Linked DNA regions of Homo sapiens: region 1 is linked to region 2. The links are chromatin contacts, found by Hi-C or POLR2A ChIA-PET in ENCODE. All regions are on one chromosome and are shown on one strand. The core of a region is the stretch at or near the end of the contact, and the rest is flanking DNA. Distances in the headings are between cores, read along the strand shown.

Region 1 (3,930 bases), core at 145-2,644, 260 kb after region 2:
ATCTGGCTCTTAGAAATAACAAATGAACTTGTAGATTAGCCAATCTTTTTTTTTTTTTTTTTTTTTTGAGACGGAGTCTCGCTCCGTTGCCCAGGCTGGAGGGCAGTGGCATGATCTCGGCTCACTGCAACCTCTACCTCTCTGGTTCAAGCAATTCCCCTGCCTCAGCCTCCCGAGTAGCTGGGATTACAGGCATGCACCACCATGCCTGGCCAACTTTTTTGTATTTTTAATAGAGATGGGGTTTCACCATGTTGGCCAGACTGGTCTCGAACTCCCAACCTCAGGAAATCCGCCCGCCTCGGCCTCCCAAAGTGTTGGGATTACAGGCGTGAGCGACCGCGCCCAGCCAGATTAGCCAATCTTATTGTCAGTGCAAAGACAGTATCCACTTTGCATATGTACTGCTGAGGGAATCATTAGAACATTCACTGCTGCTGAGGGTCAGGTGGGGAATTCTTTATATACCAGCTTTTCTTGTGGGCCAAAATCCCTAGAGGGATAGTGGCCACTTGGGGTCCATTTTTATCTCCTTCAGTTTCTACCCAAATGTGTCTTTGCTTATGTGGCTGGGGCCTGCCACTCAGGCTTTCAGGACACAGTGTGCCCCCAGGCAGCCTGGGCCTAGAACAGTTGTAGTAATAAGAGGTGACAAAGCAGGACCTTGAGACAGAACTTCCAGAAATTCTTTAGCTGAGCCTCCGTCCTCCCAGCCAGGTTTCAGACAGGATGACACATAAAGAAATCTCTGAACAATCCAGAGCAGTGCACATTAGCGAGTGAAGCTCAGGCAGGAAATGGGAAGGAATGCCTTTGTCTCTGCTTTCCACCCTGCCACCCATAGCTCATTCTCAAAAGCCACCTCCCCAACACTCAGGCTCGGGGTAAATGCTACAAAACGTGGTGGAAACCTCTCACGACCTCCTCTCTGTTGCATGAACGCCTGTTAGAGGCGAAGGAAAACAATGGCAAACAGACCCAGGCCTGTCACAGCTGTACTGGGGCCAGCTGGAATGTGGCTGTGCGTGCGCGTGCATGTGTGCGTGCACGCCGGTGCACACGTGGGAATATAAACATCCTTGGCTCCCCAGCTCCTGTGTGCTGGATCGTGCTGAGTGGGCGCAAAGTTCTGCATGTGTCCGAGGCAGGGAGGGGCAGCACCAGCACACCTAGGCGCTCTCATTTATACATTGAAAGGCGGGTGGGGGGGACAAAGGAGAAGGTTTGGGAATGGCTGGCTGTGTGCCCGTGTATGTATGGGCACATCTCATTGTTGATATGTCTTGGGGGAAATTGAGGGAAATTTTGTGCTTGGGTATGTGTGCACACATGGTAGGCGCCCACACTCAAGTGTGCAGAGGGGGAAGCTGAAAGAAAGTTTCGAGATTCTGTGAACATTCTCAGTTAGAAAAAAATCTGGCAACTCCCCATACCACAGGTGGGTACACATTCAATGCTTGTGAAGTTCATTTCCTGTACTAGTTACCAGCCCTTGTTTATACAGGACACAAGATGTGCTTGGTAGCAAAAGCTCTAGGTCTCCGGGGTGAGTTGAGGGAGAGTGTGTATGTGGAGGGGGTGGGGAGGGAGTGTGGGCATCACCGCACAGGTGCTCTTGAAGTACACATGAAATCAATTTTCAATATTAATCCATAATTCCACTCATATATGTTCAGAGGGGAGAGAAAGTAGAGCTCTAATTTTAGAATGACCCCCTCCTTCATTGCTCCAGTGCTGTTTTAGCACCCAATCTGCTCGGGCCAGTGGCAGCTCGGGTGTCCTCGTGTGTGTTTATGGGTTTGAAACGCATCTGGCTTGTTCTTCTTTGAGCTTTACTTTGTGAGCCCAGCCCCAGGAAGTGTTTATGAGCTTTTTCACTTTGCTTTATTCTGGCTCAGCTTTGTTTGGTAGCACAGAAGGGTAGAGTTTGACATAAATACTCTGTTCTTTGTGTGAGGGCTTCAGATTGCAGAGGGTCCTAGGACTGGCATTCCATAGGAAAGTTGAGGAGTTTGACCCAACCCCATGATCACACACCTGTAAGCGAACATTCTGCACACCTCAATATGAGAAGAAACTGCACTCTCTAAACAAACTCCTGGGCACGTGACCTCCTCAGAGTCTACTTGCCAGTTTGTTCATCCAGATGGTGACCAGCTCACAATAGACACTCAGTGACTGCTAATTAACCATGGAATATTCCATTCCACTGCATTACCAAAGTGCCAGCATCACTCCTCAGCATAGCTCAGGACCTTGTCCAATCAGCTGTCTTGAACACCCACTTTGATCCACGGTTCACGTTCATGTTATAGTCATGAGCCCCTGCTCCTCCGCCAGTCTAGACTCAAGGAAGCAGTGGCACAAATCTCCTGGCTGTTGGGTTCCATGGAGCAGAGAGCCTGAACCCACCCGGAAACCAAGTCTAGACAAAACAGAGCTTTGAGGTTTACACCCACAACCTTTGTACCGTCGGAAGCAGAGGGTGCCAGGGGATCCACTACACGCTCCCTGGGAAGCAGAAGCCAGAGGTGTCGTGCTATTTCTCCATCTGGCCAAGGGTTTAACCCTGCTGAAGACTATTTCTGAGGGGAGTCTCCATGATGAGGGGACCCAAAGATGCTGATGGGGTCATTTCCCAGGCTCTGTTCTGGTCCAGTGCAGGGCTCCAGTTGTTGATGGTGATGGAAGTTTGCTTTATACTTGGTCCCTGCTTGGTTGGAGTCCTCTGCCACCCTCTGGCAATTCACAACATCTAGTCACTTGGAGACCTCTGAACAATAGCAGGACTCTAAAGACTGGGACCCATGGCTCCTCAGTGAATTCTGAAACTGCTTTGAGGTGCTGCCTAAAGTTCAAGGAGAAGCTTACCAAGGAACGGGGACCTGGGGACAGCAATGGAAATAGAGACAGTGAGGTACAGGCCACTCGCTATCCTTTGTAGGAACTTTCAGCTCCTGTTAGCTAGAGACCGTTGCAGAGTCAACATTCTACGCAAGCCAGCGTGGCACCCTGCTTGTCTATGATTCTATTCAAGGCCCAGACATAACCAGCCTTCATGGGCTTCCAGACCACTGAGATTGCAGCCTGGGGTGACCTCCTACCCTGTCTGGAAGGGTCTCCACCCCAGGCCTGGTCCTGCAGGAAATGGTTCCCGTGGGGAGAACTCCTACTGCTCCAAGGCAGCAGCTTCCTTGGTGTCATCAGTTTACCTGCCAGTCTCATCTCTGAGAGGGTACCAGTTTCTTTGGCTTCCCCGCCTGTCCCCAGAATGATTCCAACACTTTTTTAGCCCCTGAAAGCCTTGGAAGGGTGCCCACTTGCATTTCTAGTGAATAGCATTTCCACTGGAGGCCCTTCACCCAGGGTTCCCTACAAAGGGGTTTGCTTTTAGGGAAGGGCAAGGTGACCCTGCTTTGTCCTCCTGAAGCACCACTTGTGGCTCTCCATCACTGTGCCTGCCATGCAATCATAATCCTCCCCTTTCTGTCTCTGCCCCGCTAGCCTAGAAGTGCCTGAAGGCAAGAGCTGTCTTAGAGGCACACTGGGAAAATAGGGGGCCCTGGGTCCTGATTGAGTGAGGGCCCAGCTAGGGCCAGAGGGCCTGGGCTCACCAGCCACTGGGCCTGGATAAAGGTGGTTTTCAAGGGGTGAGTGTAGTCTGGCCTGTCTGATTCTCATCCCCACTCTCTGATAGTGCTATGTTTTTCACCTTGAAAATGAAGACATACTACCCTGAGCCCTTCACTGGGTTGTCAAGTGGTCGTGTGGCACACGTAAGGGAGCATTGCCATGTTAAAGCTCCCCAGCTCCCTTCATTATGGCCATCCCATGGACAGAGGACCATGCTGTGACTCAGAGGCCCAGCTCTTCCTAGCTGTGCTGTTCCCTGAGTGAACTTCAGTGAGTTGCTTTATCTCAGTGACTCTG
Region 2 (3,806 bases), core at 202-2,701:
TTAGCATCCATTCTGAATTATTTATTTAAGATATTTTTGCTGTTGTTTGTCACTCCTTCTTCCTGTCTCCCTACCAGTCCCCCTCATTCGTCCTGTCTTTATTTTTACACTTCTCTAATTAATTGATATCTTCTGCTCTTAGCACTGCAGCAAATGTGCCTGCATTTTTATGTGGATCTTCACTATGCAGGCTATGCTTTTAAGTTTCTGGAATAGAATGATGGTAAAAATGAGTCATGGCTTGTTTCTATATTTGTTTCTGAGTCAAGAAGCTTAATTTTCTTACTATAATGCCTGAGATATCAAGCTATACAGTTTACTTTTAAGGGAAACAATCACAATTTCATCAATTCCTTTAAGTAGATGTTTTCAAATATTATAGAATTCTTTGGATTTGTGTTTCCAAAATGAACAACACAATGGTAGTGCTATTATTGTTTTAAGGAGAAAAAGAAGCATATCCAAAATAGGTAAAATCTTCCCCTAAATCCCCTGGGAACAGGCCTATGGGTGTTGCCCTGGCCTGCTCACAGCCCCAGGACAACCGGCATTAATTCACTGAGGGCCTCATACCTACATCTCAATGACTGCTTAAACCAGATACCTGAGGGTCTGGGGTCTAACAGAAGAAAAAAGGAGAGTAGAGCTGAGGGTTATGGAACATTCCCAGGAAGGGAGAGAATATCAGAAAATGCAAGACTGCCCCAGTGCAGCAGCAGTGATGCAGCCAGAGGTTACCAGAAGTTCTGGCACCTCCACCTTCATGGACACAAGCTGTATATATCAGTTTACCATGGTTTTCAGTGTAAAAAAGCAACTTATGTCCTTCAGTGTCAGTTTATTGAGCTCTTCAGTGCAGCCTCATAACTTATATTAATTGGGAGGAAAATGCTTCCAGAGAAAGGAGAGATGCTGGACAAAACAACTTTGTCTTTGACTAGTTGTCAAGGCCCTGCTGTTTGGAGTCATTGACAAGTCCTTGATTCTTGTATGACAGATCCAGGGGAAAAAAAGAAGTGATTCATCTTCTTCTGTTGCACCTTTCAAGGAGGAATTAAAAAAAAAAAAGATTTTGCTTATGGACTTAACATCACTGGCAGCAGTAAGTGGGCTCTGACTCTTTGCAAGGTATAATTTACCATTGTGCTCCTCCCTCCTGAGTTTATGCACCTCGATGAGCCCCGGCCCATTAAAATTCCTTCTTAAAAGCAGGAGGTGAAAAGAGCCAAGCGTGTGTTTTTTTTAGAGGAGAGTGTAGCTATACAAGGAAAGAGGTCCCAGTCCTTTTTCTATTTTAAATGCTGGTAAACAACTTGAAACCTGTTAAAGCTTTTGAAGGAATGTGGAGGAGTTGTCCTTTTGACTCTAATGTTGGGGAAAACAAAATAAAGGAAATAATTTTAAGAAAAGAGACTTTCCCATGATGAGCTTTAGTCTGAAGCATCCTGCAGGTGTCACATCTGTTCCTCTAGGTGTGCAGATTAATTTCAGTTGCCTCCATGTCTGCTGGGTCCATTATCTTTGCTCGGCTGGGTCCAACATCTTTGCTCATTTCTCTACTGAACTTTTTCCAACTTTCAGTGCTGTGCTTTTCCATCTCAGCCCTTGTCAAAGTATGAAATACCATTTGTTTGATGGTGAGACAGAATAGTGTTGTTTAAAGATGACATGCTAATACAGTTATGTAAAAATTCTCCATTTTGTAATGTTACAGGAAAAAAACACCAGTGTCCGTTATGACTGAACAAAGTTATCACTCAGCCATGTTATCTCAGTCATGCACATCAAGATTGACCTGTCTGCCATTTGGGGAAGCCTTCATAATTTGTAAGGTGCAGGAAGGAACTAGTTTTAATTGAGATTTAAGAGGAATGTCTTTCACAGCCAATAGCCTTTCTTTTTGAGTCCCTTATTTCTAAAGGGTCTTTTGCAACTTGTACAAAAGAGCAAGATCCTTCATTCCTCTTTTAATCCTACAGCCTGCAGGAGTTGAGTATACCTATAACCAGGCAGCTAAATTTTGAAACAAGGTGGTGAAGTTTAAAATTACATTTTAGCTGTGGAAATTTGAGCTTTAGAGAATGATTACGTTCTGATTGTCTTGGAAATATTCTCTGTATAGAGACTCAAATGTGGGTCTTCCCTATTATTTATCCCAACCTCTTCAGAAATTATATGAATGGAAGAGGGAGAAATAAGAGCCATCTAAAATTATGTAAATCTAGCTGGGATGTGTATTTTTGAATTGACATTTAAATATGGTCCTAGCTTATATTCTGGAGATTCAATACACTCCTCCAAGCCTTACTTTATTCCCTACTTCTTCACCACCCTTCCGTCCATCACTCATACACACATGTATGTGCACACACATGTCTTTTGCCAAACAATGGAGAAACATACATGGTATTTTAATAGGGTCACACTTATATAAACTGTTTTGCAACTTGTTTCTTTTTGTATAACAACATTGCAGGAAAAAATACACTTTATTCTTTTTTAACAGCTGCCTATTAAGTCATACTGAATATATACATACAAACCCATTTGTTATTGATGGATATTTAGGTGGCGTCTAATTTTTCACTATTTCAAGCAATGTTTCACTATTTCAAGCAATGTTATATGTTCTTTTTTTCTTAAAAAAGGAATGTAGCCAGGTGTGGTGACTCACTCCTGTAATCCTAGCGCTTTGGGAGGCCAAGGCAGGCAGATCACCTGAGGTCAGGAGTTCGAGACCAGCCTAGCCAACATGGCGAAACCCCGACTCTACTAAAAGTACAAAAAAATTAGCCAGGCATGGTGGTGTGTGCCTGTAATCTCAGCTGCTCAGGAGGCTAAGGCAGGAGAATCACTTGAACCTGGGCGGCGGAGGTTGCAGTGAGCCAAGATCATGCCATTGCACTCTAGCCTGGGCAACAGAGCAGGACTCCGTCAAAAAAAAAAAAAAAGAATGTTCCTCATTGTAAATTTGGTCAAATTCTCCATTCCAAAAGGCAGAAAAATATAAAGAAGAAATAAAAATCACTTAGTCATAATTGTCTATCCAGAGATACCTTTAATACTGTAGTATATTTATTTCCAGATTTTTTCAGTGTATTTGTTTATTAACAAAATTGGTATCATGCCATCTGTAGCTTTTTTTTTCATGTAACATTATACTTAAGATATTTCCTCACATCCTTCAACCTTTCTTTTGGAAAAATTTTTCTGTATGTTGTGTTTTGTCTTTTGTGAATGTTTGTTTAGTTTTCTGTTCTTCGCGTTTCTATTGGAATGTTAATGTGTGTTTTTGTATTGGCTTATACAGTAAGGCTATTAACCTTTTGTCTCATATTTGTTTCAGTTATTTTTCCCAGTTTCTCATTTGCCTTTTAATTTTGTTTGTGGAATCATTTATATGCAAAAGTCTTACATTTTTTGTATAATCAAATATGTCAGCATTTTTCTTTATAATTTCTTTTAAGCAAAACACATTTCTTTAAAACACATAAAATGGTAGCTAATAAGTGATTTTGAAAAGTTTCCATTATTATTACTACAGCTTTTAAATCTGTATTTATTTATGCTTTACAGTAACCCCCCTGTGGGGTAGGTAATGTTATCTCCGTTTCACTGATAGGAAGTTGAGGCACAGAGAGTAATACAGATAGAAGTGACATAAATGAGATTCAAACTCAGGGTTGTGGACAGTACTCTTACTCACTAAATATATTGCTATATATTTTACTGTTATAATTGGCCTCAAATATTATCCTGCTCTGTCTTAACAATTACTAAAAACGAGAAAAATATGCATCATTTAT

Evidence for each region. Hi-C counts contacts between places; a loop is a spot of excess contacts on that map. ChIA-PET counts read pairs that join two places held with the same protein, here RNA polymerase II (POLR2A). Pooled maps may share reads with other maps.
Region 1: a map of PC-3 shows a loop between it and region 2 (5-fold over the local background). The contact joins two enhancer-like sites. A Hi-C loop is called at or near these places in 15 of 168 maps with a recorded cell type or tissue (CD4-positive, alpha-beta T cell, CD4-positive, alpha-beta memory T cell, Calu3 and 8 more), 27 of 37 single-sample maps with no recorded cell type and 15 of 50 pooled maps. POLR2A ChIA-PET finds 5 or more read pairs at or near these places in 9 of 52 experiments (A673, B cell, CD4-positive, alpha-beta T cell and 6 more).

What each region holds. Positions count from the first base shown.
Region 1 is chr14:68,505,502-68,509,431 of GRCh38, forward strand. It overlaps a transcript of RAD51B not described here. Among named protein-coding and RNA genes, the nearest start is that of RAD51B-AS1, 180 kb to the right of the region's middle. RefSeq lists enhancers at 1-460, 429-488, 461-1,024, 1,025-1,588. Within about 2 kb of position 1,395, at least 20 of the 41 ENCODE cell types and tissues checked have a DNase peak (open chromatin) inside an H3K27ac peak, as active enhancers do; they include B cell, OCI-LY7 and PC-3, where a contact is called at or near this core.
Region 2 is chr14:68,250,145-68,253,950 of GRCh38, forward strand. The region is part of intron 7 of RAD51B (RAD51 paralog B); the gene reads left to right. Among named protein-coding and RNA genes, the nearest start is that of RAD51B, 430 kb to the left of the region's middle. Within about 2 kb of position 1,452, at least 7 of the 41 ENCODE cell types and tissues checked have a DNase peak (open chromatin) inside an H3K27ac peak, as active enhancers do; they include B cell, OCI-LY7 and PC-3, where a contact is called at or near this core.